Linked DNA regions of Homo sapiens: region 1 is linked to region 2. Evidence: chromatin loops called from intact Hi-C (ENCODE). Cell type or tissue: PC-3. All regions are shown on one strand. Links, peaks and the distances in the headings refer to the core of each region. The heading gives the core; the rest is flanking DNA. Region 1 overlaps ADK (adenosine kinase). Region 2 has its middle 98 kb from the start of KAT6B.

Region 1 (16,818 bases), core at 5,851-13,850, 81 kb after region 2:
GTATCTAGTACAGAGTAGGTGCTCAATTAACAATTATTGCTGAATATAGTGATTATTCCTACTAGATTTTAACTTCCTTGAGACTGGTATATGTTTTACATTTGATTATCTCCCAGAATCTAGTACAGTATGAACTCACTATACATTTTCTGGCTGATCTTAAGTAGTAAATAACTGTACTATATTTCTCTAGCTTAGTTTAGTAAACCACGGAAGCAAATAAACTCAAGTTTCTAGTTGTCAGTGATCCTGCCATTGGGATTTAATAATTTAGCATTTCTGACACTTGTATAAAAGTAAATCATACAATTGCTTGAAATTTAGAGGTGCTATTTCAACAGTGAATAAATTCAACCTTGCACAACCTTTCCCAAAAACCTTTCCAGACCTAACTGTGCTGAACACATTCTGGAAATAATGAAAATATGATTTGATTGGTGCTTTCACTTTCCATCATTCCATCATTTAAAAATGAGAACATATTTATGAGTTGATGAATCTAGATTCAGATCCTGTTTAAAGATAGAAGGCTGACCACGTGCAGTGGCTCACACCTGTCGTCTCAGCCAAGGTGGGAGGAACACTCGAGGCCAGGAGCTCAAGACCAGTCTGGGCAACAAAGCATGGCCCTGTTTCTACAAAAAATTTGAAAAACTGTCCACAGAGGCAGTCTACAGATTAAAAAAAAAAAAAAACTAGCTAGGTATGGTAGCACATGTCTATAGTTCCAGCTACTCAGGAGGCTGAGGCAGGAGGATCCTTTGAGTCCAGGAATTCGAGGATGCAGTGAGCTGTGATTGTGCCACCGCACCCCAGCCTAGGTGAAAGAATGAGACCCTGTCTCTAAAACAAAACAAAACAAACACCACAAAACACAGAACGCTCTCATGTGGGACTTTGAATTAACATTTGATTATTTATTTATTTACTTAAAAGGAAATTAACATTTATTGAGTGGCTACTGGTTCTGGCCTTGTGCAAGGAGTTTTCATCTATAATATCCCATGTAATCCTCACGTCAACCCTGTGAAGTAGGTATCATCCCCATTTTTGTCAGATGAGGAACAGGAGGCTCAGAAAGGTTAGGTAGTTTGCGCAAGGATACAGAACCAGGAACTGATGAGTTGGGACCCCATGCTTAAGTCTCAGACTCAATCCTTGCTCTCTCTCCTATACTGCCTCTGGGAGGAAGAAGGGAGCACCAGCAAAAGCTGCAGTCCTCACACTTGCTGCCTGACGGCCCAACAGCCACCAAAAGCCTGCACCTTCCCACAGATCCTCCCTCCTCCCTTGGGAGGATGCAGTCAGTTGAAGAGATTAAGACAAAATACAAAATATAAATACAAAAACAAATAGCATGGACAAGTCCCCAGCAGCAAGGATGTACCATCTTCACACTGTGGGAAGGTAACTGTGCCATTCACAGCTGCTGTGGGAGGAAGCCCTGTGGGCCCTGGGGGAAACTGGGACAATGGCTGCCAAAGGCTGGAGTGGGTGGGCTCAACTGGCCTCTCCTGGGTTGCAGAGATTCGAGAACAAAATGTCTGGAGCAGACAGCAGCCGCCATCCTCCTCCATCTGATCATTTTACCAGTGTTTGTGATCCAAGAGGGATTCAAAATCGGGGGAACACAGAAGTTTGTGCTTCACATGTCCCAGGTCTATCATCTCCCCAGTCCTACTCTCTCCAAGGCCCACAGACACCAGCTCCTGCAGGAAAGAGCAGGCGGTTCCCATGGTCACGTCCAGAGTCACCTTGCCCAGGAGGAGTTGCACCCTTTCGGACTTGCAGATGGGCAGCTTGCCAACCTGACCCTCTGTCAGGTCAGCTAGGGTAGAAGCATTCTTTGCCAGCCTGGCTTCCTGGTCGTTCTCCTGCTTGATGAGTACCACCTCTCTGTCCTTGCCCTGTACCTCTGCCTTGATGGGCTTGATGTCCTGGATAGGTGGGTGGCCAGGGAGGGTGTCTGGCAACTGGAGGAACAGCAATTCCTCCTCCTTGGTGAGGCTCAGCTCCCTGGGCAGCTCTGCCACGGATATGTCCTTCGGGAGGCCCGGGGGTCTTCCTGGCTGCTCTGGAAGGAGCCTTTATCTTGGCCTCCTCCTCATCTTGTAGCTCCTCTTTCAGTTTCACAGTAGGTACCCCCACCTCTTTCTTGGGGCCAGCCAGCCAAGGTTTAACATCTGGTTCATTGTTTTCTTCCTTAAAAAGCCACCCTGAGTGAGCCAGTGGCAGCTGCACAGGCATGTTGCGAGTGTCATTCCTCAGCCCAGGGTCATCAATGAAATCGTCCTTCTACAGCATGGTGAGATGTTTCGTGTCTTCGTCCAACTCTTTCTTCTCTTTTTTGATGTGGACGATATGAGAAGGTCCCATGTCTGACACATTCACTTTCTTATTCCAGTTCCTTTTTTCTTCATCATTTCAGCTGGGCCCTTCTCAAAGATGGAGTGAGACTGGATCACTTCTGGGTGGCCTCATCCCTGTCCATGCACCTGTCTCTGTCCATCTCTGTCCCTTTCATGTTTCTCCTTCTTGACGGTTACTTCTTCCTTGGGTTCTTCTGACTGATGATATTTGGGGTGAAGGTTTTCTTCTTGACCCCCAACCTCAACCCCCAGGGTAAGGTTCCCAGAGCGGATGAAGGGAAGGCGGCCCGGGGTGAAGGGGTGCCAGTCGCTGCCTGCTGAGCTCCTGGGCCCCAGTCAGGAGGGGTCGGGGCCCTTGCAGAGTGCTGGGTTCGCTCACTGCATTTCCTTCCGACATGTTGCCCAGGTGCGGCTCCACACCGCTTGTTATGACTTCACCTGCGACTAACCTGCTGCCATCCCTTGGTCTCTGCCACAAGCGGAAGTCTGAATGGCAGGCCCTGGGCCCATATTGGCCTTTTTTTTTTTTTTCTATTGAGACAGGGTCTCACTCTTGTCACCCAGGCTGGAGTGCAGTGGCACAATCTTGGCTTACTCACTGCAACCTCTGCCTCCCGGGTTCAAGCAATCCTCCTGCCTCAGCCTCCCAAGTTGCTGGAACTACAGGTGCCTGCCACCACACCCGGCTAATTTTTGTATCTTTAGTAGAGACGGGGGTTTCCCCATGTTGGCCAGGCTAGCCTCGAACTCCTGAACTGAAGTGATCTGCCCACCTCGGCCTCCCAAAGTGCTGGGATTATAGGCATGTGCCATTGCACCTGGCCTGAATTAATACTTGAATTGGATCAAACCAGGGCAATCAAATGAATCCTAAGTGACATAGGTGGGATTCACCTCATGAGGATGCCATATAAATTCAAGTAATATCTGTATGTATATGATTCTTCTTTATAAAGAGACCATGGACTCTTAGGGCGGGAGAATAGGAAGAAGCATTTATTAGATAATTTGGACCAAGGCGTCATAGTTATAGAAAATACTGAAAGGCCAAACATCAGGTGCTTTCTTTTTAGCGGCCTGGTCCCAATTATTTCAGGAGTAGGACATTATTGGTATTCTAAATGTGACCCTTCTTAAAATCATATCTCTCCTTCTGAGCACAATGGTTAAGATTTTCAAAATGGATAGGTACATACAAAGTTCTTTATTTTTGAAGAAGCAGCTATTTCTAATCATGGACTTTCCATCAGTAAGATTGTTATTTGAATTGTTGATGGTGGCAATGGAAAATATTTAGAGTTTACAAAAGAAAAAACTGCATTAGATATGAAGGAACCAAAAGTTCCTTTTTTCTTTATGACATAGAAGAAATCTTAGAGCAAGAAAGCATCTCAGGGATGATAATGCCACAAGGCAATGTCATAGGTTTATACTGAAAGACAAGGATATTTTTTTTAACAGTGCATACTGTACAATAAAATTAAAGTTCCCTAAGTATGAAGTCAATTTCAATGGGCATCCTGACAATCAAACACTGATAAAAGTTCTGAGTACCATTTATTGTCCAATAAACTAAACTGGATTCACAGATTACTTGTCTACTTGGAATACAGCAATAAACACCAGTAAACAACCATTTTATCCAATTTAAGCAGAAGTCATTTCTTTATTAAGTCATTTGCCAATCTCTCTTGCACTTAAAAGCAGATTAAAATGTGTAACATATGGTTAATTACCTGTAAAAACAACAACAACAAAACCTCTCAAGTACACTGATTTTAAAGCTTGGTTGTGTTCCTCACCATTCTTTACGAATAGAAGCTGCAGCACCAGGGGAAAAAAAAAGTTGCAGAAATATTTTAAGGATCATACGCATGTTATTCCTTATTATTATTATTTTTGAGATGGAGTCTTGCTCTGTCACCCAGGCTGGACAGCAATGGCATGATCTCGGCTCACTGCAACCTCTGCCTCCTGGGTTCAAGCAATTCTCCTGCCTTACCCTCCCGTGTAGCTGGGATTAAAAGTGCCCACCACCAAGCCCAACTAGTTTTTGTATTTTTAGTAGATATAGGGTTTCATCATGTTGGCCAGGCTGGTCTTGAACTCCTGACCTCAAGTGATCTGCCCACCTCAGCCTCCCAAAGTGCTAGGATTACAGGCCTGAGCCACCGCACTCAGCCCTCGTGTTCTTCCTTCTGTTAAAGGATCTAAAGTTGAGCTACAGCCTAGCCAGACATCTCTGAGGTTCAATAAAGTCTCTGGGCAAAGACACAGCTCTGGGAAAGATTGAATAATCTAAAGAACTAAACTAAAACCAAGAAAATTCAGTCCGTCAATAATAGTGACGGGTAGAAGCAGTTCAGAAACTGAGTTCACACCAGCTTATGAATTGATCGTACATTTCTCTTTCCAACTCACCATTCAATGCCTTCATCTTGGTAGTTTGAATGGTGAGTCATGGTGAGAGTATTTACACCATAGAAATTAGAAAACACAACAAACTAGGGCTTGGTTTGCTATGAGCTGACTGTTAAATATATACTAGCATACTGGGTTCCATCTTACTATTAGGCTTTTTTTTTTTCTTTTTGATACTAAGTCTCGCCGTATCGCCCAGGCTGGAGTGCAGTGGTGCGATCTCAGTTCACTGCAACCTCTGCCTCCCAGGTTCAAGTGATTCTCCTGCCTCAGCCTCCCAAGTAGCTTGGATTATAGGCGCCCACCACTACAGCCGGCTAATTTTTGATTTTGAGCAGAGACGGAGTTTCACCATGTTGGCCAGGCTGGTCTTGAACTCCAGACCTCAAGTGATCTGCCCACCTTGGCCTCCCAAAATGCTGGGATTACAGGTATGAGCCACCACACCTGGCCTACAGGCTATCTTTAAATTGCTGTTTGGTTATTTTTCCTAAGCAGAGATTGAAAATACAATTGTTATGTTGATAGTTCTGTAGAAAGTTCTATTGGGTAATGCTGCTATGAATATTTTCATCTAAGAAAGTTCCTGGCCAGGTGTGCTGGCTCATACCTGTTATCTCAGCACTTTGGGAGGCCAAGGTGGGTGGATCACCTGAGGTCAAGAGTTCGAGACCAGCCTGGCCAACATGGTGGAACCCTGTCTCCACTAAAAATACAAAAATATTAGTTGGGCGTGGTGGTGGGCACCTGTAATCCCAGGTACTCGGGAGGCTGAGGCAGGAGAATTGCTTGAACTGAGGAGGCAGAGGTTGCAGTTGAGCCAAGATGGCGCTACTAGCATAGTGACAAGATCTATACTCTGTCTCAAAAAAAAAAAAAAAGAAAGAAAGAAAGTTCCTTCATATCCCTTCATAGCCAAATTCCTTCTCAATAAAACAAAAACCAAAAAGCTACTGATCTGATTTCTATCACTGTAAATTAATAGTGCCTGTTCTAAATTCAAATAAATGTAATCATACAGTATATGTTCTTTTATATCTGGCTTCTTACCTCAGCACATTTTTTTTAGCATAATGTTTTTGACATTCATTCATGTGGTTACTCACATCAGTCATCCACCTCTTTTAACTGTCAGTGGTGTGCTGGAGCCTGCTCAGATTGGCTAATGAGAATTAATTCTGCATATACAAAGCTCTTCTCAAATCTACATTCAGTGACCTCACATTGATGGTGGGAGTATTTAAACCATGACACAATTGCTATGAATCTATGTTCTTTTTTCCTGAAAGCCAGTCATAAAATATTTGCTAACATATCACTGATTCTGTTTTAAATAACCTTCATCAACAGTGATAAAAAAAAAGAAAGAAATGTTGGTTTGCAGCATCAGGATCTGTTTAGGCAGGAAAGGACAGGGAAGGGTAACTGTTATCAGTTCAAAAATGTAGCTGCATAATACAACCCCTTAAGTTTTCTCCTTTGGCTTACAACTAGCTGAATGGGACAATTTTCCCATTCTACAGGAGAGTAGAATGTCCTTTCTAAAATTTTTCATCTGGGATTTCTTCATTTGACTCAAGTGTCTATCAAAAAATTTTAAAGAAGGAAACATTCTTCCTATGTTTGGGATGTCACTAGACAAACCAGTTCTCCGTAATTAGGGATTGCCAATGCCTATTAGATTAAGAAGAATGGCACAAGCCTATTAAAAAAAAAATTAAGACCCTGTGTCAAAATAGGCCATATTTGTTATCCAATACCATACCGAATTTTGGCAATTCCACTCAATTTAGAACTGGTTCTAAACTATCCCTAGCTGATGCCTCCATTTCCCCACCACCACCCCAAATATCATTCTAAATGCCTACAGCTCTTCTTAAGCTACATACTAATTCTAACTCTCAGAGAAAACAGAAGCCATTAGGTGTCAAGTCTTTATACTTTGCTGGTTATGTTGAACAACTAATAGTTTTCCATCAAACAATACAAGAATCAGTATTTTTGTTTCTGAGAATGAAAGAAGATGGGAGATAATTCATTTTAGGGACATTACATCATATAGCTTTAGAGGATACTATTTATATTCTAGTCTATGCAAATGGCACCTGCTAGACTTGGCCTGTTCACAGATCACAATACTATTTTAACTTCCTCAGATGACCCAGACACCATATACAAACTGGGCATGATATCGCTGTCAGTACTGCAAGGTTGATGTCATTAATTGTGTGTGGTATGTGAAGTCTCAACACTGGTTACACCTAGGCACAAGAAATTTGTGTTGTGCTAGTTAATCTTGGAAAAAACAAAGTAATGCCAAAAAGTCTCTATTTTTAATGTACTGACAGGCTGTGCTAGTAGTACCCCAAAGAAATAAAAGAAGCAACAACTCCCTCCCAGCCCAGATATCAGTTTGTTCATCTATTTTAATACCTCATTTTAGATAATATAAGTAAATGTTCTATGTGAGCTGTAAAGCGCAACATTAGGTATTAGCAATTATTATTATTACTTTTTTTGAGACAGAGTCTCACTCTGTCACGCAAGCTGGAGTGCAGTGGCGAGATCTTGGCAGCCTCCACCTCCTGGGTTCAAGTGATTCTCCTGCCTCAGCTTCCCGAGTAGCTGGGACCACAAACGCCGGCCATGACACCCGGCTAATTTTTGTATTTTTAGTAGAGACAGGGTTTCACCATGTTGGCCAGGGTGGTCTCAAACTCCAGACCTCAAATGATCTGCCCGCCTCAGCCTCCCAGAGTGTTGGGACTACAGGCATAAGCCACTGCGACTGGCCAACAATTACTTTCTATAATATTTTACCACAGTGGCCTCTGATAAGGAAGGAGGAAAGCCCATGTTCTAAGATTAGCTTAATCTGAAAATCTAGGATCTGAGGGGAAAGTTCACATTTCTGATAGCAATGGCAATACTCTAAACACGCTTTGAGATTGAAGAGAACATACACTGGACCATATAGGGGTCTTCTACTCCTCACAATCAGGTATCTTGGTTTTGAAGGGATGGAGACAGAAATATCTTTTAGACCTTCAGGAAAGTCATGGGGACAAGTATTCATATTTTTTGAGCTTAAATGTGGCTGGGAAATCTGAAAATGTGAACATCTTATCTAGCATTTCCCAACACTAGAATGTCACTCTAGACATCAGATAGCTCTTCCTTCTTGACTATACATTAAAAAATTTAGTGGGAAGAAATGGAGACAATTGTTGAAACTTAGCAGGAAGCCTACTATATTAAATACTTGAATATTAGTTGATTGACTGACAGAATTTGTTTTTTTTTTTTTGATATAGAGTCTCACTCTGTCGCCCAGGTTGGAGTACAGTGGTGCAATCAAGACTCACTGCAGCCTCAATCTTTCAGTCTCAAGTGGTCCTCCCACCTCAGCCTCCTGAGTACCTAGGATGACAGGTGCTTGCCATCATACCTGGCTAATTGTTTTAATTTTTTGTAGACAGGGTCTCCCTATGTTACAGAGGCTGGTCTTGAACTCCTGGGCCCAAGTGATCCTCCCACCTTGGCCTCCTAAAGTGTTGGAAATACAGGGGTGAGACACTGTGCCCGGCTGACAGTAGAATTTAAAAGACTTCTAAGCTAGCAATTAAGTGTATTTTCTAATAATCTAATTTTTATATACTACTTTAACAAAACTAGAGAAAACTTCATTATTTCTTATTTTATTTCTTTTTTTGTTTTTTGAGATGGAGTCTCGGTCTGTCATCCAGGCTGGAGTGCAGTAGTGCGATCTTGACTCACTGCAAACTCCGCCTCCCAGGTTCAAGTGATTCTCCTGCCCCTACCTCCGGGGTTCAAGTGATTCTCCTGCCTCAGCCTCCCAAGTAGCTGGGACTACAGGCTGCGTGCCACCACGCCCAGCTAATTTTTGTATTTTTAGTAGAGACAGGGTTTCACCATGTTGGCCAGGATGGTCTTGATCTCCTGACGTCGTAATCCGCCTGCCTTGGCCTCCCAAAGCACTGGGATTATAGGTGTGAGCCACTGCGCCCTGACCTATTTCTTATTTTCTTAGTGGTTACTATGGCAATTACAATTAAAATCCTAAATTCATAACAATCTAGTTTGAATTGTTACCAACTTAGCCTGGACAGTATAAAAAACCTTGCTCTTATACAGCTCTGTTTCCCTCTTTATGTTGTTGTTATAAATTACATATTTTACATGTCTTTCCATTAACATATAATTATTGTTTTAGGCACTTTTCTTCTTTTTTTTTGAGATGGAGTCTCGCTTTGTCACCAGGCTGAAGTGCGGTGGTGTGATCTCGGCTCACTGCAACCTCCGCCTCCCAGGTTCAAGCGATTCTCCTGCCTCAGCCTCCCGAGTAGCAGGGACTACAGGCGTGTGCCACCACGCCCAGCGAATTTTTGTATTTTTAGTAGAGATGGGGTTTCACCATTTTGGCCAGGATGGTCTTGATCTCCTGACCTCATGATCTGCCTGCCTTGGCCTCCCAAAGTGCTGGGATTACAGGTGTGAGCCACGGCGCCCGGCCTAGGCATTTTCCTTTCATGAATGAAAGAAGAGTTACAAACCAGCAATACTGGTTTTTATATTTACTTATATAGATACCTTTACAGGAGTTCTTTATTTCTTCATATGGCTTTCAGTTACTGTCTAGCATTCTTTCATTTAATCCTGAAGCATTCCCTTTTAGCATTTCTTGTAGGACAGGTCTATTGGCAATAAACCTCTTTATCTTTTATCTGGAAATGTCTTAATTTCTCCTTCACTTCTTAAGGACAGTTTTGCCAGATTATAGAATTTCTGTATTCTTAAGCCTATGTATGTGTATATATATATACATATATATACTTTTTAAATAAAGAAGCTAACTTACCAAGTAGATTCTCCACAATTCACAATGCATTTTAATCTATTGAAGATGCAAGAAGATAAATTGTAGTGTGGGCTGAGATCAGTGTTGAACTGAAGATAGGAAAGCTTTTCAAGGAATTAGTTGCTGATTGTACCTTGATAATTAAATACACAAACCTATGATCCTTTTAGACTTACTTAATTAGTATCAAATGAGCTTACTTAATTATAGCTGTAAATTAAATGCATAGGGTTTGCCTCATCTCAAAATAATTATATGTGCATTATAATGTGAATTATGGAACATTAATTTGTAGTTTATCGATTACTCCCTAAACAGAGACTGAAACTCATTAGGACAAAGTTATTATTATAGCAGTTTTGATAAATAGCTCCTAGAAGACGTTTCTGAATAACGTTTGCATACAAGTTATTTAAAGGAGAACTATACATGTGTCAGAATTAGTAGTACACACATTTATTACAAAACCCTGGTTCAGAAAAGTGTGCTCCCTGAGGTATTCAGGTAAGAGGCATATACACTTATATGTATGTATATAGTAATATCTCCCCGCTCATTCGGCACAGAGTTAGACCAACTTTTTCAAGTTTATAGTAGAAGCTGTAATTACCTTTTAAAAAAGTATTTTAACATAAATAACTACAGATCAAACTATTACCTCTAGTAAACCAGTTCTTAGCATCCCCCAAATACAGAAAATAATAGATTAACTATCATATTAAGAAAGCTTCTGTTATGTCTATTATACTCAAGAACCACACAAAGAGGGACATAACTCTATATCGTCTGTGGATACTATACTGTGGGTAGCTATCTTTTTTTTCCTTCCTTCTCCAATTTAATCTGAGAACAAACATTTGCTGCTAGAAAATGAACAGATAATTATTAAAGGCATAAATACAGACTAATTAGTGAGAGAAAACATTCTAACTCTAGAGTTTTTTTTTTTTAAGGAAATGACTATGTTTATTAATTGGGAAGAGCTGAGTACAAACGGAGCTCACTCAATATACAATTTAATACCTTTTAATTTGAGATGGGGAGGAGACTCTAACCACAAATTAAAATATTTCAAGTGTAATTTCATGAACAAGCCTTAGATTTTTCCTTAAATATAAAATGGATTTAAGTAAAAATGTGAGATTTTCATGATTAAAATAGACAAACTTTTCAGACTAGCCAGCTCTTGTCTTACATGCTTTAAATGCACCCACTGTTTTTCACATTTTCCTTTTCCTGCTCTCTTGTGAGACAACTCCCACTGACCACACCAATAACTGTGGCTGAGCTTATATTGTTTTCCTTCATTTTTTCTTCAATATTTTGCACTGCGAAACTGCTGCCACAAAGCCTGAAGACTGCACTTGATTGCTTACTGTAATACTAACATTTGCTAATTAGGAGTAGTGTGGCATTATCAGGCTTCAAAAGCAACAGCAATGAAGGCTGAGCAGCTATGTCAAGGCTTTCCTCAGCATGTGGTATTTTTAACTTTGGCCACCATAGCTTTTTCCTCACTATATTTGTAGTTTTCTGCCATTTTCTCTCTTTAACTACAGAGACTGAAGGGAAGACCTAAGCATAATAATCCTGTTTTAATTCAGCTCAATTTGGGCCTAAAGCAAACATCGAATTACTCATGATTAATTCTAAGGAACATAACCTACTCTCATGTCCAATGGGTCTATGTTTGAATCTAACTAGTGGCTTCCCCTCATCTTTCACTGCCTTTCAGTCCTGTTTTTCCTTGTGTTAATCCCCAAAGTGACTGAAGAATCATAACTTGCCATTCTCCTACTACACAAAATTTTTGTATTATGCAACTCACATTTCAAGGAACTTGTATTATTATCCTTGTATCATGTGTTCAAATTCAAATTAAACTCAGACCACTCTATAATAAGTGACAAGATGCATGAGGGCACTGTGATCTAGGCAACCATAATTATACAATTATTGATGAAGTTCGTGTTGATAAACAATGCAAACATTAGGAAATACTATTTTGCAATTAAGTGATGAAGAAAGCTGTTTACTGCCTTCCATTCTATCCTCTGTTAATAAGATCGAAGTTGCAGATGTTCATGTATGCTGCATTGATGTTAAATGGTGCATGATGCTCTAGGTGGTTCCCATAACCTTGCTTTGTCTACTCTGAACTGACTCAATTGATATGATAATATCGAAAAAATGCAGGGCTGAACTGGCACAATTTGCATAGCCTTGAAATCTGCCATTAATGGACAGCCAACTGCTTCTAAAAGTTCTTGTTCAGTTGTCACTGACAACAATGTATTAGACAAACAATATTTTGAAATTAACCACACAGGTGGGGATATCACTTACTGAAGCTTTTATCTCATCAAACAAGGTACACATCAATGTATTTATAAAGCTAGCAATTGGGGACTTTGTGATCTTTTTGGGAGTTCAATTACTATTAGAGTAAGTATTAATATAAAGAAAGCAGAAATCATTCAGGGGTCACAAAACAGTGGTAGTAGCACTTGCAGCTTTTTGACACAGGTATAATATTTAGAGAAACACCTTTCTCCCTTTCACAAAACCTATATTTCCATTTCATTATTAAATAAATATTATGTTTTAGATTAAGAAATAAAATCTTCAATGTTGTTCAATATTGCACTTTACTAATTAAAAAATCATCAGGTAAGAGACTCCATATAAGAATGGTAGGAATTACTCTGATGCATGAAAATGAAATGACACACTAGAGAACCTCAAACACTGAAGAAAACTGAAACACTTGCAAAAATATACTGAACAGAGAAGTAGAAAAATACCATAAATATAAGGGAGAACCAGAAATCTTTGAGTTTAGAATTTATGGGCACATATGGATAAAAGACAGTACATTTGCCTTGGGGCAGGGGGTAGGGGATGGACAATTAAACAATTAGAAGAGAAAAACTGCAAATAAATTAGAAGAATACAATTTTGAAACAAAAATTCTAGACAAGCTGATACAGAAAACTTAGTGCTAACAAAGGAATAATACAAAAGTGAAACACAGTGGGCTGCTCTGTACTACCTAGAAGTTAATATTAAATATTTAATTCCCCAAAGAGGAAATTCCCACATGACTAGTTGGATAAGACGTGGGCTAAAGGAATTTAGAGAAGCACCAGATAAAAGAAAATGTGCATACATATAATTAACATTTTACAGAAGGGCAGCAAAAGTGTTTTTTAAAATAAAACCAGGCCGGGTATGGTGGCTCATGTCTGCAATTCCAGCACTTTTGGGAGGCCAAGGCAAGAGGATCACTTGAGGCCAGAAGGTAAGACCAGCTTGGGCAACATACAAAGCCCCATCTCTACAAAAAAATTAAAAAATTAGCTGGGTGTGGTGTCACTTGTTCTCCTAGCTACTCAGGAGCCTGAGGCGGGAGCACTGCTCCAGCCCAGGAGTTCGAGGTTACAGTGATCTATGATTGCATCCCTGAACTCCAGCCTGGGTGGCAGAGCAAGACCCTGCCTCAAAAATAAACAAACAAATAAAAAAACCAATTCTTTCACTTAAGTCAAAGTTTGAACAATAGCTTGTTTTAACTTTTTGTTTATACTTGGTTTAAATCCTAAATTGAGACCTTTCATTCTGAGCATTAGTTTTATTACAAGACTAGAATATAAACATAAAGGAAAATGGGGCCACTGTACACCGTATCCATTGCCCCTCTTAACTGAACTCATCCCTGTGGGAAGACTGAATCTGTTCATAAGAACTGTACTTCCTATCTGATTAATATCAGATTAAACCTTCAAGAGGAGCTCTTACAGAGCATCTGGTTGAATGTGGTACAGATGCCTGGTCAGGGTTATTCCTGCTCTTTAACAGTTTCCCAAGCAATCCAGAAGGACAGAAAAATATTAATACGGATTAAAGTAGGTTGCAGGTACTAATGGCAGCCTAGGTAATTCAGACCAACTGTCTTATCAAGAATTAGAACATCTGGACATATTTTTAAAAAATCTGTTTGAAGGCATTGAAGTCCTAACAAAAGAATGAAGAATTACCAGGCTATAATACAGAGGATGATAGAAACCCAGAGAAGTGAGTCTGGTGTTTGATGCTAGGAGGACAAAGTCTGGAACCCAGTCTGTCAAGAGTAATGGGCCTAGTTAAAATCTCCTTATCTCAGGGTGGGAATCAAAAGGATTAAGGGTGTGTGAACAGGCAGTAGAAAGACCTAGACAAGGGATTGTAGCTTAGCCTCTAATCATCTAAATCTTTAAACTTAGATGAAGATAAATATAGTGTGCCAATGTCCCCATGCCTGCCAAAAGCAAACATGAATCATCCTATACTTCAAATTATTTCTATAAGCAATTTTGCAAATACAACATATCACCCACAATAAAAAATAAACAGTAATACAAAGAGGCAAGCAGGAAATTAAAACCAGCAGAAATTACAGCTTAATAAAGCAGTTCCAGATATTGAACTTAACAAACAGAAACTTTGAAATAGCAAGAGTTAAAGATAAAATCGAGAATTTTAACAGAGGACTAGAATACAACAGGTTTAAATGGAAATTGAAAGTAAAAATTTAGTGGATAGTTTTAATAGAAGCTTAGACACAACTTAAAAAAGAATTAGTGAACTGGAAGATAGAACAGAAGAAAATACCCACAATGAAGCCCAGTGAAGACAGATAAGATGCATTCTATATAGTTTCCCAAAGTAGAACTAGAACCTATGGGTAAAAGTGATCAAGAAGGCAAATTTATGTCCAAGAGAAGGAAAAAGTTTCTAACAATTTAGGGTTTATAAAACCAAATTAAATGGACCTCTCAGGTTGTGAATGTTTTAGAGAGGGTTTCTGACTTGAGTTGGGAATGAGATAAGATGACCCCTCTGTCCCTTTCAATTTTAAGACCTTAGGATTTAGGCTAAGCATGGTGAGTCATGCCTGTAATCCCAGCACTTTAGGAGGCTGAGGTGGGTGGATTGCTTGAGGCCAGGAATTTGAGACCAGCCTGAGCAACATAGTGAGATGCCTGTCTCCACTAAAAATAAAAAAAGTTAGCCAGATATGGTGGCACACACCTGTAGTCCTAGCTACTTAGGAGGCTGAGGTAAGAGGATCCTTTGAACCCAGGAGTTTGAGGCTACAGTGAGCTATGATCATGCTACTGCACTCCAGCCTGGGTGATAGTGACTGAGTGAGACCCTGTCTTAAAAAAAAAAAAAAAAAAAAAAAAGAACTTAAGATTTTATAAGAATTCAGAGAGTGATCAGGTAGAAAAATTAAACTCAGGAGAATAAGTTTTGAAAGACCACAGTATGATCCAATAAATGTAAAAGTATATATATTATGTGTGAATGCAAGCACTCAGTAGAAAGATGTCTAGAAGTAATCACTAAATTGTTAACAAGGGTTATCTCTGGGGATAATTTTAGTAAATATTTTATAAGAGGGAATATGGTAAAGATGATATCAGTAACCATGAGATCAGAGTATTGCAACTAAGGGTATTACATTAGAGGAGGGGTTCTCAAACTTTTTCTCTTAAAAAATTATTGAGGTCAGGTGCACTGGCTCATACCTGTAATACCAGTACTTTGGGAAGCCAAGGCAGGAGGATTGCTTGAGCCCAGAAGTTTGAAACCAGCCTGGGCAACATAGTGAGACCCTGTCTCTTTTTAAATTAAAAAAAAAAAAAAAAAAATTGAGTGCATCAAAAAATGTAAGCCAGGAAAAAAAAGAAAAAAAAATTGAGGACTCCAAATAGATTTTGTGTGAGTCATATTTATTAATATTTACTGTATTAGAAAATAAAATGATCTCAGAAAATTTCTGAATAAACCTACATTTTAACATATTTTCATAAGAATAACTATATATTCCAAACAAAAATATTAGTAGAGAGTATGACATTTAAGTTTTTGCTAATCTCTTTAATATCTGGTTAACAGAAGTCAGCTGGATTCTTAACATTTGCTTCAGTATTCAATCTGTTGTGATATCATACATTATGTAGTCTCTGGAAAACTCTACTGTCATTGAGAGTCAAAAAGGCAAATAATATATTTGAATTACTGTGAAGTAGTTTTGATTTCATAGAAGAGATTCCTTGAAAGAGCCTCAGAAAGGGCACCCCCAGTGAGTCTATACTTTGAGAACCACTGCATTAGATTAAGGGCTATAGCTGTCACTATGCTGGGAAGGTGGCCCTGTTCACTTTAGATAAGGTATAATTACCAGGTATGTGTCAGTTCTGTTGTGCTCACAGCTGTGGCTAGTGGGATAGGCCAATAAGGAATTCATGTTCTGCAACTTAGAAAAGATCCCGAACAGTGCTTATGTGAAAGCAAGCTGGCCAACAAGAATATTTTAGACTTCCCTAGTCAGATAAAGTACCACTGTGCTGATCCTTTTATGTAGTAATGGGCCTGAATTACATATCCCAACCTGTAATTGCTTTTTCATTGTTGGAAACAAGTTTTATATAAATGCATTAGACAAACTATACTAGCTGAAGCCTGACATGGAAGAACTAACAAAGGTCTCCAAAGTGAAGGCAGACTTATCTCCATATTAGAATACTGATAACTTAAGACCAAGATAGAAACCCAACCCAAGATAGATGGGGATCTGAAACCTGCAAAGCATGGCAGCTGCCCCTTTCTGGACCACCAAAAAATTATTTATTTATTTTTAATTTTTAAAAAGTTATTTTTTTTAGTAGAGACGGGGTCTTGCTATGTTGCCCAGGGTGGTCTCAAACTCCTGGGCTCAAGGGATCCTTCTGCCTCAGCCTGGGATTTTAGGCATGGGCCATTATGCCTAGCCAAGAGAAATATTTAAAAATAAAATAGTAAAGGGTCCACAGCCTACCTTCTACTATGAAAAGCATGATTTGGCCCATTTGATGAGAAAGAAAATGAACAAGCCCTTGAGACTCTCTTCTACTAGGCCCCTAACTTTTGAAGACTTAAAATAACCCAGTCACAGGTGTTGCAGACACCATTTTCTTCCTTAATTGGGAAGTCAAAGGCTCTATTTCAGATAATTTACTACAACAGTTTGGTGCCAGAGTATTTTTAATCTTTTTCCCATGGTATTACATCCTGACAGTGAAATAATATTTTATATTTGCCTACGCTTTAAAAATAAAAAGTCTG
Region 2 (16,818 bases), core at 4,134-12,133:
CCAACATGGAGAAACCCCATCTCTACTAAAAATGCAAAAGTAGCCTGGTGTGGTGGCACATGCCTGTAATCCCAGCTACTCAGGAGACTGAGGCAGGAGAATTGCTTGAACCCAGGAGACGGAGGTTGCAGTGAGCCGAGATTGCACCATTTCACTCTAGCCTGGGTGACAGAGTGAGACTCCGTCTCAAAAAAAAAAAAGGCTATTATGGAGATTCATGCACGAGTTTATTTCTGAGTATGCACATATGTTTTTATTTCTTCTGAGCCGATATGGAAAGGTGGAATTTCTGGGTTAGATGGCAACTCCACATTTAGCTTTCTGAGGAACCGCTCAACTGTTTGCCAAAGTGGCTGCACCATTTTACATGATCAACACATACGTAATTTTAAAAATGGCTTCATTAACATGTGATTGACATACAATAAAATGCACATATATTAAGTGTATGATTTGGTAAGTTTTGGCTTATGAATACACTCATAAAACCATCACCACAATCACTTCAAAGTCATCTATCACTCCAAAAATTTTCCTTGTACCCCTCTGAAATTCATTCTTCCCATATCTCATGATACAATTGTGAGACCTGAATTTGAGTATTTGTTGTTACTGTTGTTGTTTTGCATAGGAAAACAATTGTACCAGCACCATTTGGATAGTCCTATGCAAAATGACAACAACAGCAAATACTTAAACTCAGGTCTCACAATCTGTATCATGTCTATCTCATATACAAAAAATTGTCTCCAAATGGACCATCTCTCCCCACTCCATCATTCCATTATTTCCAAGTAATCACTGTTCTTTCTGTCATTATGGTTTAGTATGCATTTTCTAAAGTTTTAAATAAATGCAATCCTATAGTATTTTTTTTGGTCTAGCTGTGTGTTTCCTCTTTGTCTGGCTTTTTCCACTGAGTGTAATTATTTTAAGATTCACCTAAGATGTTGACTGTCTCAATAATCCATTCCTTTTTATTGATGGGTAATATTCCATTGAATGTATATACCACAATTTGCTTACTCATTCCCCTGTTGGTGGACATTTGGGTTGTTTCCAATCTAGGGCTATTCCAAATGAAGCTGCTATGAACGCTCATGCACAAGTCTTTTGCAGACATATATTTCATTTTTCTTGGGTAAATATCTGAGTGGAATGTTTCTGTTACGTGATAGCTATATTAATATTAAGCATTTAAGAAACTTCCAAACTGCTTTTGAAATGGCTGTGCCATTATATATCCTCACCCGCAGTGAATGGGAATTCTAATTCCTTCACATCCTCACCAATACTTCGTACGGCCAGTCTCTTTTTTTTTTTTTTTTTTTTTGAGACGGAGCTTCGCTCTTGTTGCCCAGGCTGGATTGCAATGGCATGATCTCGGCTCACTGCAACCTCTGCCTCCCGGGTTCAAGAGATTCTCCTGCCTCAGCCTCCCAAGTAGCTGGGATTACAGGCGCCTGCCACCATGCTCGACTAATTTTTGTATTTTTAGTAGCAACGGGGTTTCACCATGATGGCCAGGCTATTCTCGAACTCCTGGCCTCAAGTGATCTGCCACCTCAGCCTCCCAAAGTGCTGGGATTACAAGCATGAGCCACTGCACCCAGCCCAGTATTTTTAATTCTATTGATTCTAATAGGTGTGAAGAGGTACCTCTCTGTGGGTTTAATTTGCACTTCATGAGGTCAAGTGTCTTTTCATGTACTTATTTGGTGAAATATGTGTTCAAATCTTTGCCTATTTATAAAATTGGATTTTTTTAAACTTTGGTTTTGAGAGTTTTTTAAAAATATGTATATAACAATACATATGTTATCTATATAAAATATACTTATATATAAAACAAAATATATGTTATATATATAAAAATATACTTATATATAAAACAAAATATATGTTATATATAAAACTATATACATGTATGTGTATATATATGTATATACATATTTTTGAGACAGAGTCTCTCTCTGTTGCCCAGGCTGTAGTGTAGTGGTGCGATCTCAGCTCACTGCAAACTCCACCTCCCAGGTTCAAGCAATTCTCCTGCCTAAGCCTCCTGAGTAGCTGGGATTACCGGCGTGCCACTATGCCGGCTAATTTTTTGTATTTTTAGAAGAGACAGGGTCTCACCATGTTGGCCAGGCTGGTCTTGAACTCCTGACCTCAAGTGACCTACCCACCTTGGCCTCCCAAAGTGCTGGGTGTTATACATTATTGATAGAAGTCTTTTATCAAATATGAGCTTTGCAAAAATATTCTCCTATTCTGTGGCTTACCTTTTCATATTCTTAATAGTTTCTTTTGAATAGCAGAGATTTTCAATTTTTATGAAGTCCAAAATATCAATTTGTCCTTTTTAGGATTGTGTTTTGGTATCATATCTAAATTTTTTTTTGCCTAATGGACGACCAAAATTTTCTCCAGTTTTTGTTTCTGTAGTTTTTTAGTTTTAGATTTTTAACAATCAATTGCCACATAATTAAAATTTCAGAAACCCATAGATTTATGATCAATTGTTTTTTTTCAACCAGGGTGCCAAGAAATAGCCTTTTCAACAAATAATGATGAAAAATTGGATATTCACATATGAAAGGAATGTGGACCTCTAACTCACACCATACACAAAAACTAACTCAAAATTACTTATAGATCTAAATTTAAGAGCTAAAACTATAAAACACGTAGAAGAAAATGCAGAATATTTGTGACTTTGGGCTAGGCAATGGTTTCTTAGATATAACAAAAGCACAAATAACAAAAGAAAAAAAAATCTATAGCTAAGTTAGAAACTTTTGTGCTACAGATGATACCATCAAAAAACTGAAAAGACAACTTACAGAATTGGAGAAAACATCTGCAGATCATATGAAGGAATTGCATCTAGAACATACAAAAATACAATTCAACAATTAAAAGACAAAAAAACCCCAATTTAAAAATGAGCAAAGGATTTGAAAGTACATCTGAAGAAGTTATATAAATGGTGAATAACACATGAAATGATGCTCAACACCATTAGTCATTAGGGAAATGCAAATCATAACCACAATGAATTACCACTTCGTATCCACTATGATGGCTATAATAATTTTTAAAACACAGAAAATTACAAGTGTTCGTTAATGAGGATGTGGAGAAACTGGAAACCTTGTACATTGCTGGGAATGTAAAATGGTGCAGTCACCGTGGAAAACCATTTGGTGGTTCCTCAAAAAGTTAAACATAAAATTACAAGACGACTCTTCAACTCTACTCCTAGACATATAATCAAAAGAATTGAAAACAGAGACTCAAGCAGATATTTGTATGCTAATGGTCATTGTAGCACTGTTCACAATAGCCAAACAGTGGAAACAACCCAGTGTCCATCAACTGATAAACAAAATGTACTGCACACATACAGTGGAATAGTATTCAGCCACAAAAAAGGAATGACATTCTGATACATGCTACATCATGGGTGAATCTTGAAAACATTATACTAAGTGAAATAAGCTAGACAAATATTGTATTATTCCACTTATAATATTTATAATAGGCAAATTTATAGCAACAGAAAGTAAATAATAGGTTACCAGGGGTTGGGAGTGAGGAGAGATGGGTAGTTAACAGGTGCAGAGTTTCTGTTTGGGGTGCTGGAAAAGTCTTGGAAATAGAAATAGTGGGGATGATTGCAAAACATTGTGAATGTAATTAGTGCCACTAAATTGTGCTCTTAAAATGGTTAAAATGACGGTCGGGCGTGGTGGCTCGTGCCTGTAATCCCAGCACTTTGGGAGGCCAAGGCGGGCAAATCACGAGGTCAGGAGATCGAGACCATCCTGACTAACACGGTGAAACCCCGTCTCTACTAAAAATACAAAAATTTAGCTGGGCAGCTGAGGCAGGAGAATGGCGTGAACCCGGGAGGCGGAGCTTGCAGTAAGCCGAGATCGCTCCACTGCACTCCAGCCTGGACAACAGAGCGAGACTCCGTCTCAAAAAAAAAAGGGGGGGGGCGTTAAAATGACATATTTTATGTTACATTTATTTTACCACAATAAGCAAACAGACAAATGCATAATGAGATACCATTTCATGTTCACTAGCATGGCTATAATAAAAAAAGACAGGCAATAATGAGTGTTGGCAAGGATATGGAGAAATTGAAACCTTAGTGAACTTCTGGTGGGAATGTAGCCTTTTGTAGCTGTTTTGAAAAACAGTTTTGCAGTTTCTTAAAAAGTTAAACATATCATTTTCATACAATCCAGCAATTCCACTCCTACTTATCAACCCAAGAGAAATGAAAACATATGCTCACACAAAAACTTGTACACAAATGTCCCTAGCAGCATTATTGTAATAGAACCAAAGTGGAAATAACTCCAGTATTTATCAACCAATGAATGAATAAACAAAATGTGATATATCCTTACAAAGGAATATTATTTGGCAAGTGAAAGGAATGAAGTACTGATACACACTACAACATAGATGAACCTTGAACAAATTATGCTAAGAGAAAGAAGCCAGTTACAGAAGACTAAATATTGGATGCTTTCATTTTATAGAATATTGGTAAGAACCAAATCTGTAAAGACAGAAAGATTAGCTGTTGCTTAGGGCTGAGGAGGAGACAGTAGGGGAAATGAGGAGTTATTGCTAATAAGTACAAGGTTTCTTTCTGGGTGGACAAAAATTTTCTATAGATTGTGGTGATGGTTGTCCAACCCAGGGAACTTACTTAAAACATTTGACTTAGGCTGGGTGAGGTGGCTCATGCTACTGGAATCCCAGCACTATGGGAGGCTGAGGAGGGAGGATCACTACAAGTCAAGAGTTGGAGACCAGCCTGGGCAACATAGTGAGACCCTGTCTCTACAGAAAAATTTAAAAACTAGCTGGGCATGGTGGTGCACATGGGAGGCTGAAGCAAGAGGATCCCTTAAGCCCAGGAGTTTGAGGTTACAGCAAACTATGATCATGCCACTGCACTCCATTCTGGGCAACAGAGTGAGACCCTAACTCTAAGAAAAAAATAAATTAAATAAAATTAAAAATGTAAAAAGTGTACATTTTAAATGGGTGAATAGTTTGGTTTGTAAGTTATATCTCATAAAGCTCTTGAAGAGTCACTTGTGCATGTTTATGTGGGTCTATTTCTGAACTCTCTATTCTGTTCCACTTATCTGTTTCTAACTTTATGCTAATGCCACACTGTTTTGATTACTGTGGCTTTATATGTCTTGAATCAAGTAATGTAAATCCTCTGACTTTGCTCTTCTTTTTCAAAGCTGTTTTGGTTATTCTAGGTCCTATGTATTTTCATATGAATTTGAGAATCAGTAGCTTGTCAGTTTTCACAAAAATGCCAGCTAGAATTTTGATTGTGATTGCATAGCATCTGTATTAGTCCATTTTGTGTTGCTACAAAGGAATATCCAAGGCTGGGTAATTTACAGACAGAAGAGGTTTATTTGGCTCACGGTTCTGCAGGCTGTCCAAGCATGGCACCAGCATCCACTTGGCTTCTGGTGAGGCCTCAGGAAGCTTTCATTCATGATGGAAGGTAAAGGGGGAGCAGGTGTGTTACATGGCAAGAAAAGGAAGCAAATGAGAGATGCCAGACTCCTGTAAACAACCAGCTCTCTTATGAATGATAACTCACTCATTGCCATAGGAGGACACCAAGGCATTCATGAAGGGTCTGCCCCATGACCCAAACACCTCTTACTAGGCCCCACCTCCAACAGTGGAAATCACATTTCGACATGAGATTTGGAGGGGACAGATATCCAAACCATATAATTCCACCCTGGCCCCCCAGATCTCATGTCCTTCTCATGCTGCAAAATATAATCACCCCTCCTTAATAGTCCCCCAAAGTCTTAAGTCATTCTAGCATCAACTCAAAAGTCCAAAGTCCAAAGTCTCATCTGAGACTCAAGGCAAGTCCCTTCCGCCTATGAGCCTGTAAGACCAATAACACGTTATTTACTTCCAAGATGCAATGATGGTACAGGCATTAGGTAAACATTCCCATTCCAAAAGGGAGAAATTACCCAAAAGAAGTGGGCAACAGGCCTCATGCGGGTCTGAAACCCAGCAGGGCAAACGTTAAATCTTAAAGCTCCAAAATAATCTCCTTTGACTCCATGTCCCATATCCTGGGCACACTTGTGTGAAGAATGCACTCCCAAGGCCTCAGGTGGCCCTGGCCCTGTGGCTTTGCTGGGCGCAGCCCAAGTGGCTGCTCTCACAGGTTGGAGTTGAGTGTTTGCAGCTTTTCCAGGCTGAGGGTGCAAGCTGCCAGTGACTCTACCATTCTTGGGCCTGGAGGGTGGTAGTTCCATTCCCACAGCTCTACTATGCAGTGCCTCACTGGGGACTCTACACAGGGGCTCCAACCCCACATTTTCCCTCAGCACTGCCCTAGTTGTGGCTCTCTGTGGGGGCTCTGCCCCTGTGGCAGGCTTCCGCACCCAGGCTTTCCTATATATCTTCTGAAATCTAGGTGGAAGCTGCCAAGCCTACTTCACTCTTGCATTCTGTGTGCCTGCAGACTTAACACCATGTGGAAGTTGCCAAGGCTTACAGCTTGTGCCCTCTGGAGCTGCAGCCCAGGCTGTACCTGAACCCCTTTGAGCCAATGCTGGAGCTGGAGTGGCCAGCGTTGGGAGAGTAGCGTCCTGAAGAAGTACAGGGCAGCAGTGACCCAGCCTGATCTCTAAAACAAGTCTGTCTGTCTAGGCCTCCAGGGCTGTGATGGGAGGAGTGTCCTGGAAGATTTCTGAAATGCCTTCTGAGCCTTTTCCCCATTGTCTTGAATATTAGCACCTGGCTCCCTTTTAGACGTGCTAATTGCTCTAGCAAGGTTTGCTCCCAACCGCAGCCTGCTTGGATTCCCCTCCTGGAAACTCCCTTTCCTTCTCTACCACATGGCCAGGCTGTGGATTATCCAAACTTTTATGCTGTGCTTCCCTTTTAATGATAAGTTCCAACCTTAGGTCATTCCTCTGCTCCCATATCTGATCATAGGCTGTTAAAAGCAGCCATGGCACTTCTTGAATGCTTTGCTGCTTAGAAATTTCTTCTGCCAGTTACCCTAAGTCATCACTCTCAAGTTCAGCCTTCCACAAAGCTCTAGGACATGGACACAATGCAGCCAAGTTCTTTGCTAAGGTGTAACAAGGGTGACTTTTACTCCAGTTCTCACTAAATTCTTCATTTCTTTCTTCTTTTTTTTTTTTTTTTTTGAGACAGAGTCTCACCCTGTCACCCAGGCTGGAGTGCAGTGGTGCGATCTCAGCTCACTGCAACCTCTGCCTCCCAGGTTCAAGCAATTCTCCTGCCTCAGCCTCCCAAGTAGCTGGGATTACAGGCACCCATCACCATGCCTGGCTAATTTTTGTATTTTTAGTAGAGACGGGGTTTCACCATGTTGGCCAGGCTGGTCTTGAACTCCTGACCTCAGGTGATCTGCCCACCTTGGCCTCCCAAAGTGCTGGGATTATAGGCGTAAGCCACTGCTCCCAGCCAAGTTCTTCATTTCTATCTGATACCTCCTCAGCCTGGCCTTCACAGTCCACATTTCTATCAGCATTTTGGACACAATCATTTAACCAATCTCTGATAAGTTCCAAACTTCCCCTTGTCTTCCTGTCTTCTTCTGAGCCCTCCAAACTCTTCCAACCTCTGCTCATTACACAGTTCCAAAGCCACTTCCACATCCTCAGGTATCTTTATAGCAACATCACACTCCTGGTATCAATGTTCTGTGTTAGTCTGTTTTGCATTGCTAGGGAAGAAATGCCTTCTGGGTCTTTTCCCTATTGTCTTGAATATTAGCACCTAATAATATTTATAATATTTATTATTTATAAATAATAAATATTTATATTTATAATAAAATTATAATAAAGGGAGCCTTGAATAAAGGCCTTTATTATAAATTTATAAAGACTGGGTAATTTGGCCAGGTGCGGTGGCTCATGCCTGTAATCCCAGCACTCTGGGAGGCTGAGGTGGGTGGATCACTTGAGGTCAGGAGTTTGAGGCCACCCTGGCCAATATGGCGAAACTCTGTCTCTACTAAAAATACAAAAATTAGGTAGGTGTGGTGGCTCACGCCTGTAGTCCCAACTACTCGAGAGGCTGAGAGGCAGGAGAATTGCTTGAACCTGCTGAGTGCAGTGGTGCGGAGATCGTGCCACTGCACTCCAGCCTGAGCGACAGAGTGAGACTCCATCTCAAAAAAAAAAAAAAAAGACTGGGTAATTTATAATTATCAAAGACTGGGTAACTTATAAAGAAAAGAAGTTTATTTGGCTCACGGTTCTGTAGGCTGTACAAACATGGCACCGTCATCTGCTCAGCTTATGGTGAAGCCTCTGGAAAGTTTTTTTTTTTTTTTTTTTTTTGAAACAGAGTCTCGCTCTGTCACCCAGGCTGGAGTGCAGTGGCACAATCTTGGCTCACTGCAACCTCTGCCTCCTGGGTTCAAGAGATTCTCCTGCCTTAGCCACTCAAGTAGCTGAGACTACCCATGCATGCCACAATGCCTAGCTAATTTTCGTATTTTTAGTAGAGACAGGGTTTCACCATGTTGGCCAGGCTGGTGTCGAACTCCTGACCTCAAGTGATCTGCCCACTGTGGCCTCCCAAAGTGCTGGGATTAAAGGTGTGAGCCACCATGCCTGGCCAGCCTCAGAAAGATTTTACTCATGGCAGGAAGAAAAGAAAAGAGGGAGTAGGTGTGTCACATAGTGACAGAGAGAGCAAGAGAGAGATGCCAAGCTCTTTTAAACAATCAGCTCTTGTGTGACCTAATACAGCAAAAACTCACTCATTACCGCAGAAGGGCACCAAGCCACTCAGGAGGGATCCACCCCTGTGACCCAAACACCTTTCACTAGGCCCCACCTCCAACACTGGAGATCACATTTCAACATGAGATTCAGAGGGAATAAATATCCAAACCACATCAGCATCTATAGATCAATTTGGGGACAATTGATATCTTAACATTGTTGAGTCTTCTGACCCATGAACAAGGCATATCTAGTTTTTTTTTTATACAGGGTTTCACTCTGTCACCCAAGCTGGAGTGCAGTGGCTTGATCATGGCTCACTGCAGTCTCGACCTCCCACATGCCTGTAGTCCCAGCTACTTGGGAGGCTAAGATGGGCTCAGGTGATCCTCCCATCTCAGCCTCCCAAGTAGCTGGGGCTACAGGCGTGTGTCACCATACCTGGCTAAATATATATATATATATATATATATATTTTTTTTTTTTTTTGTAGAGACGGGGTTTGCCATGTTGCCCAGGCTGGTCTTGAACTCCTGGGCTCAAGAGATCTGCCCACCTCAGCCTCCTAAGGTGTTGGGATTACAGGCGTGAGCCACTGTGCCCAGACTATTTATTTATTTAGATATTATTTAATTTCTTTCAGCAATATTTTATGGTTTCCAGTTAGAGGACTTCTACGTATTTTGTATTTTGTATTTTACGTATTTTATATTTTTGATGCTATTACAAATGGCATTTTACTAATTTGATAAATTAATAAATGTATGAATTTTCACTGTTAGCATATAGAAATATAATTAATTTTTGTGTATTATCTTGTATCCTTCAACCTTGCTAAACTTGCCTATTAGTTCTAGTTGCTTTTTTCTGGGTTCCTTTAGATTTCTACATAGACAGTCACGTTGTGTGAAAATTGAGACAATTTTACTTCTTCAATTTAGCTGGTTTTTTTTCTTTTTTTTTCTGCCTGATGGAATGGCCAGGACTTCCAGCACAACGTTGAATAGAAAAGGGGAGAGAAGGTGTCTTGTTCCTAGTCTTAGGGAAAACTATTCAGTCTTTCACCACTAAGTGTGATAGTAGCTGTGGGGTTTTTGTAGATGTCCATAATTATGTTGAGGATATCCCTTTCTATTCCAGATTTATTTAGTTTTTATTAGGAATGAATATTGGATTTTGTCAAACGCTTTTCTGTGTCTATCAAGATAATCATATGGTTTTCTTTTTTACTTTGTTAATATGGTGAATTATAATGAATGATTTTTCTTTTAGAGATGGTATCTTTTGTTGTTGTTGCCCAGGCTGGCCTTGAACTCCTGGGCTCAAATGATCCTCCCACCTTAGCCTCCTGAGTAGCTTGGACTACAGGCATAAACGACTGCAACTTGCTCAATTATTGATTTTGAATATTTTATTTACTTAGAAATGGAGTCTTGCTACATTGCTCAGACTGGTCTTAAACTCTCAGCCTCAAGATATGCTCCCAGCGTTGGGATTACAAGTGAGAGCTGCCACATCTGGCCCGATTTTGAAGATTAAACTAGCCCTGTATTCCTGGGATAAACTCCACTTGATCATGATATGTTAACTTTTTTTTTTTTTTTTTTTTTTTTTTTTGAGACAGGGATTCCAGAGTATTTTCTTCTAATGTGTTAATCTGGTTTTGGTTCTAGCCTCAAATAATGAGTTGGAAAGAATTATGTTTTCTTTAATTTATTTTGGAAGAGTATACGTAGAATTGGATTCTTTCTTCCTTAAATGTTTGGTAGACTTCATGAGTAAAGCCATATGGGCCTGAAGGTATTTTTGTAGGAATGCTTTCAACTTTACAAATTCAATTTCTTTAAGATATACAGAGCAACTCCTGCCATCTTTTTGTTTGTTTCTAAGTAATTGTTATTGAGATATAATTAATATACCATAAAACTCAACTTTTAAAGTGTACAATTTAGTTATTTTTAATATATTCAGGTTGTAAAACCACCACCACTAATTCCAGAATATTTCACTACCATCAACCCACCAAGAAGAAACTCCATAACCATTAATAGTCACTCCTCATTTCTCCCATTCTCCCAGTTCCTGGTAATCACTCATCTGCTTTTTCTCTGTGATTCAGATTAATACCAACTTAGTTCCAATAGTATATAAAATATTTGCTCCTATATTGCTTCACCTCCCTCTTTATGCTTTTATTGTCACAAATTATATCTTTATAGGTTATATGCAAATATTTATAATTATTGCTTTATGCAGTTGCCTTTTAAACCAGATAAGAAAGAAGAATTACAATAATAATATGTAAACATTGTCTTCTATATTTACTTATGTGGTTACCCTGACTAGTGTTCTTTTCTTTTCTATTCTTTTTTTGAGACAGAGTTTTGCTCTTTCGCCCAGGCTGGAGTGCAGTGGCGTGATCTCAGCTCGCTGCAACCTCTGTTCCCCGGATTCAAGCAATTCTCCTGCCTCAGCCTCCTGAGTAGCTGGGATTACAGGCATGCACCACCACGCCCGGCTGATTTTTGTATTTTTAGTAGAGATGGGGTTTCACCACATTGGCCAGGCTCATCTCAAACTTGTGGCCTCAGGTGATCAGGCCGCCTCGGCCTCCCAAAGTGCTAGGATTACAGGCATGAGCCATCGCGCCCCGCCTGACGAGTGTTCTTTATTTCTCTGTGTGGATTTGAATTATTGTCTAGTGTCCCTTCATTTCAGCCCAGAGGATGCCACTTAGCATATCTTTTAGAGAAGTTTCTTCAATAAACTCCCTCAGCTTTTGTTTATCTAGGAATATCTCAATTTCTTCATTTTTGAAGGATATTTTTGTTGGATTCTTGGTTAATTTTTTTCTGTCAGAGATTTAAATATGACACCCCACAGCCTTCTTTTAAAATAGACTTGATTTTTTAGAGCAGTTTTACAATTTTCACAGCAAAATTGAGCAGAAAATTTCAGGAGTTCCCATATACCTCTGGACTCCCAACGGGCACAGCCTCCTCTACTACGTCTCCTCTACTACCAACGTCCTGCACAAAAGTGGTATATTTGTTACAGTCAGTGAACCTACAATGACACATCATTATCCCTCCAAATCTATGGTTTACATTAGGGTCCACTCTTGGTATTGTGTATTCTCTAGGTTTTGACTAATGTATAATGACATGTATCTACAACTATAACATCAACAGGGAAGTATCATTGCCCCAAGTATCCTCTGTGCTCTACCTCATCATCCCTCCCTCTCCCCAGTCCCTGGCAACCACTGATATTTTTACTGTCTCTATAGTTTTGCATTTTCCAGAATGTCAAATAGTTGAAATCGTATAGTATGTAGCCTTTTCAGATTGGGTCCTTTTGCTTCATAATATGCATTTAAGATCCCTGCGTGTCTTTTCATAGCTTGATAGCTTGTTTCTTTCTTTTTTTTTTTTATCTTAAAAAATAAGGATGGGGTTTCACCATGTTGCCCAGGCTATCTCAAACTTCTGGCCTCAAGCAATCTTCCTGCCTCAGCCTCCCAAAGTGCTGGGATTACAGGTGTGAGTCACCATGCCTCGCCAGTAGTGTGTTTCTTTTTAGTGTTTAATAATATTCCATTAACTGATGTACCACAGTTTACTTATCCATTAACCTACTGAAGGACAAGTTTTGGCAATTATGAATAAAGTGGCTAAGCTGCAGTAAACCTCCATGTGCAGGTTTTTGTGTGAATGTAAGTTTCAACTCCTTTGGATAAATACCAAAGAATATAAATATGGTAGGAGTATGTTTAGTTTTGTAAGAAACCACCAAACTGTCTTTCAGAGTGGCTGTACCATTTTGGATTCCCACCAGCAATGAATGAGGGTTCCTGTTGTTCTGGTATTTGATGTTTGTTAGTATTCTAAATTATGGCCATTCTAATAAGTGTGTAATGGTATCTCATTGTTTTTTAATTTTTTATCTCATTGTTTTAATTTGCAGTTCCCTAATGACATATGAGGTTGAGCATCTTTCCATATGCCTTTTTTTTTTTGAGACAGAGTCTCGCTCTGTTGTCCAGGCTGGAGTGCAGTGGTGCAATCTTGGCTCATTGCAACCTCCATGTCCCGGGTTCAAATGATTCTTATGCCTCAGTCTCTAAAGTATCTGGGACTACAGGTGCACACTGCCACACCTGGCTAATTTTTGTATTTTTAGTAGAGATGGAGTTTCACCATATTGACCAGGCTGGTCTTGAACTCCTGGCCTCATGTGATTCACCTGCCTCGGCCTCCCAGAGTGCTGGGATTACAGGCGTGAGCCACTGTGGCTGGCCTCATATGCTTGTCATTGGTATAATTTCTTTGGTGATGTGTCTGTTCAACTCTTTGGCCCATTTTTAAGTCAGGTTGTTCCTTTTCTTATTGTTGAGTTTTACGAATTCTTTGTGTATTAAGGATAACAGTCCTTTGTCAAATACATCTTTCGCAGATATTTTCTCCCAGTCTGTGGCTTGTTTTCTCATTCTCTTGATCCACACTGCCTGTTGGCTTCCATGATTTCTAATCAGAAGTCAATTGTTAATCTTATTGTGGGTCTCTTGTTTATGATGAGTTGCTTCTCTTTTGCTACTTTCGGGATTCTTTGTTTTTGGCAGTTTGATTTAATGTGCTTCAATGTAGATCTCTTTAAGTTTATCCTAGTTGGAATTTGTTGATCTTATGTGATGTGTCAATTAATATTTGCCATCAAGTTTAGGAGTTCTCAGCCATTATTTATTCAAATATTCTTTTTGCCCCTTTCTCTCTTTTCTCTCCTTCTGGGATTTTCATTGTGTGTGATAAGTGTTATGTTGCTTATATGTTAGTCTGCCCATTTGTCTCCATTCATATTTTTTCTCTTCCTCAGATTGGATAATCTCAATCTTCAAGGCCACCGATTCTTTCGCTTGTTCAAATCTGCTGTTAAGCCCCTCTTGTGAAATTTTCATTTGAGCTATTATAATTATATATTTTTTGAGTCAGAGTCTCACTCTGTGCCCAGGCTGGAGTGCAGTGGTGTGATCTCAGCTTCCTGGGTTCAAGAGATTCTCGAGCCTCAGCCTCCCAAGTAGCTGGGATTACAGGTGCTGGCCACTAAGCCCTGCTAATTTTTATATTTTTAGTAGAGATGAGGTTTCACCTCCCCAGGCTGGTCTTGAACTTCTGACCTCAAGTGATCCGCCCACCTCGGCCTCCCAAAGTGCCAGGATTATAGTCATGAGCCACTGTACCTGGCCTGAGTATAATTTTAAATTCCAGAATTTCCATTTGGTTCCTTTTTAATATTTTCTATCTCCTCATTAATATTCTCTATTTGGTGAGACATCAAGCTTTTTTGGTTGTTGTTGTTCTTTATTTTATTTTATTTTATTTATTTATTTTGAGATGGAATCTCGCTCTGTTGCCCAGGCTGGAGTGCAATGGCACCATCTTTGCTCACTGCAACCTCTGCCTCCCAGGTTCAAGAAATTCTCCTGCTTCAGCCTCCCGAGCAGCTGGTACTACAGGTGCGCACCACCATGCATGGCTAATTTTTGTATATTTAGTAGATACAGAGTTTCACCATGTTGGCCAGGCTGGTCTCGAACTCCTGACCTCAGGTGATCTGCCCACCTCAGCCTCCCAAACTGCTGGGATTACAGGCATGAGCCACCATGCCCGGCCCTTTAGTTGTTGTTCTTTAGACATGTTTTATTTAGCTGTTTGAACATACTTAAAATAGCTGATTTAACGTCTTTGTCTAGTAAGTCTAATGTCTGAGCTACCCCAGGGACGATTTTTTGTTGATATTTTCCCCCCACATATAGGCTATACTTTCTTGTTTCTTGCATTTCTTGGAATGTGGGGCATGGAACTAGGGCAGGTTAAATGCCACAATGCCACTGCACCTGGCCAAGGGACAGACTTCTAAGAATGAAGCTACATCGAGAAGAAGGAAGAGTTTTAGTACAGAGGATGGGAGCAGAAGTAAAGCCAGATAATATGAAGAGCTAGTTTTTCTGGCAGCCAAAATCCCTGGTGACTCTGCCTTTCCTAAGTCTCTAACTCACTACAGAAATCTGGAGAAGTGAGAAAGGTCTTCATTGAGCAAACATTTATTTAGCATCTACTATGTGGCAGTAGATAATTCTGCCTTAGAAGAAGACATATACATTAATAAACAGTTATATGATACAATACAATTGCATAAACTATGATAAGGAAATATGCAATGTACTATGAGAGAAAAACGGATGAAGCAGCAACTAATTGCCTGGGTATTACAGAATAAAACATTACAGATGACCTGACTTTTGAACAGCATCTTTAAATATGAGTAGTTGTAGAGGGAAAGTGGTAATCCAGTTAGAAGCATGAGTGTAGTTATAAGGTATGTTTAGGCTGAAGTGGGGGTTATAAGGAGGGATGGCAGTAGGAAAGCTGTTGAAGTGGCTAAGGGGTGGATGCTCAAGGGATTTAAACAGACCAGGGAATGTGACTGAGTTTCCTCTTTAACAAGGTGTCCCCATGGTGAGGGAGGACTTACTGGTGATGGGGAAGAACCAGAGTTGGGGAAATATATATGATAATGCTCCAAATTACACCAAAGGAGATGGAGACATGAGGAAGAGATTTAAGAGGGGTACTGCTGACCGAACTTGGTGATCAATTAGATATACAGGAAGGAATGATGTCAGCAACAGGGTGGAATAGGAATTTCCAGACTCTCCTCCACTCACAGATACATGAAATCAACATCTATTTACAGATCAATTCCCTTTGAGAGAAAATCAGGGACCAGTCGAGAGACACCCACTGGGCAACTGAGAAAACATCCACATTGAGTGGGTAGGAGAAGCCAAGCCACACTCAGGCATGGATAGCATTCTGGGCACTGTGCTATAAAACTGGGAAAGGAATCTCCAACATGTAACTTCTCTACGGTTGGTTTCTTAATCCACCAAATCTGAGAGTAGAGGGAATCAGGCATACACAAGTCTCTCTAGACCACAGGAGAAAACTGGCAGTTTTATAGATGCACAAGCACTGCTAGAGGCTGCATCTCCCGGGAAGAACGCAGAGAAGGGGCTTAAAAAATGCATCCCTCTTTCTCCCCAGAAGGGGTTTATGACACGCTCTTTCAGTGGCTACTTGACAGCCTTGCTTTTAACTAACTTGCATCAGGGAGTTAAAGAGGCAGACAAAATAGAAGCCTGCCGGCAGCCTGATAAGCAGATTGGCACTTCCCAAGCCTTCTTTCCTGGTTCACTCCAGCAATAACTCCAGGTCTATTAATCCCTTCTGGAAGGAGACTGTCCACACAAGCACCCCAATGTTTACAGTTTCCATCTGAGGAACTGCATCCTAAATCTTCTAGCTCTAGTAACAGAGGGGATCTAAGCATATTTGAGTCTCTCTAGTCCACAGAAAAAAGTAGTGGTTTCATATGCAAGCATTACCAGGGGCTTTATCCCCTGGAAGCAGTGCAGAGAAGGGGCTATAGAAATGCAGCTCCTTGTTTCTCCCCAGAAGAGGCTTATGCCAAGCATCAAGTGCTTCAGTTTTTTACAGTTATCTCCCAAAGGATTCCATCCTAAACCTCTTAGACCTGGGAGCAGAAGGGACTAGTCATATGTGAGTCTCCGTAGATCACAGAACAAAGAGATGGTTTTAAACAAGTGCACAAACACTTCCAGGGGTTAGACCCCCTTGCAGTAGTGCACAAAATGGGTTGGAATGTACAGCTTCCATTTTCTTTCCAGATGAGGTTTATGGCACACAATTCCAGTGGCTACTTGATGGCCTGGCTTCTAATGAACTTGCATGGGGAGTTAATGGGGCAGACAAACAGTAGCTCTACAGCAACCTGAGCCAGGGCTTGGCACTTCCTGAGCCATTCCTTTGGCTCACCCCAATGATAAATCCAGGCCTATCCATTCTTCTTGGGAAGGAGTTTTTACATGCACTGAGTGCCACAAATTCTACATCTCCTACCAAAGGAACTGTCTCCTTAAGAACCTCACTCTAGGCCGGGT

What was found. A loop is a pair of places that touch in the nucleus more often than their neighbours do. Peaks named below come from ENCODE experiments on the same cell type or tissue, not always from the same donor. Only the 100,000 strongest peaks of a DNase experiment are listed, where the experiment ranks them.
Region 1: a loop joins it to region 2, with 2.0 times the contacts of the local background. A loop is called at or near these places in 3 of 110 quality-filtered maps.

What each region holds. Positions count from the first base shown.
Region 1 is chr10:74,640,904-74,657,721 of GRCh38, reverse strand. The region is part of intron 9 of ADK (adenosine kinase); the gene reads right to left. It also overlaps the pseudogene NDUFA8P1 and the pseudogene POLR3DP1. Among named protein-coding and RNA genes, the nearest start is that of ADK-AS1, 120 kb to the right of the region's middle. RefSeq lists an enhancer at 2,363-2,863. In PC-3, for the core only: no CTCF peak of the experiment used is centred there; no DNase peak of the experiment used is centred there; H3K27ac peaks cover 525 bases.
Region 2 is chr10:74,720,421-74,737,238 of GRCh38, reverse strand. No RefSeq gene overlaps it. Among named protein-coding and RNA genes, the nearest start is that of KAT6B, 98 kb to the left of the region's middle. In PC-3, for the core only: no CTCF peak of the experiment used is centred there; a DNase peak (open chromatin) is centred at 8,808; H3K27ac peaks cover 389 bases.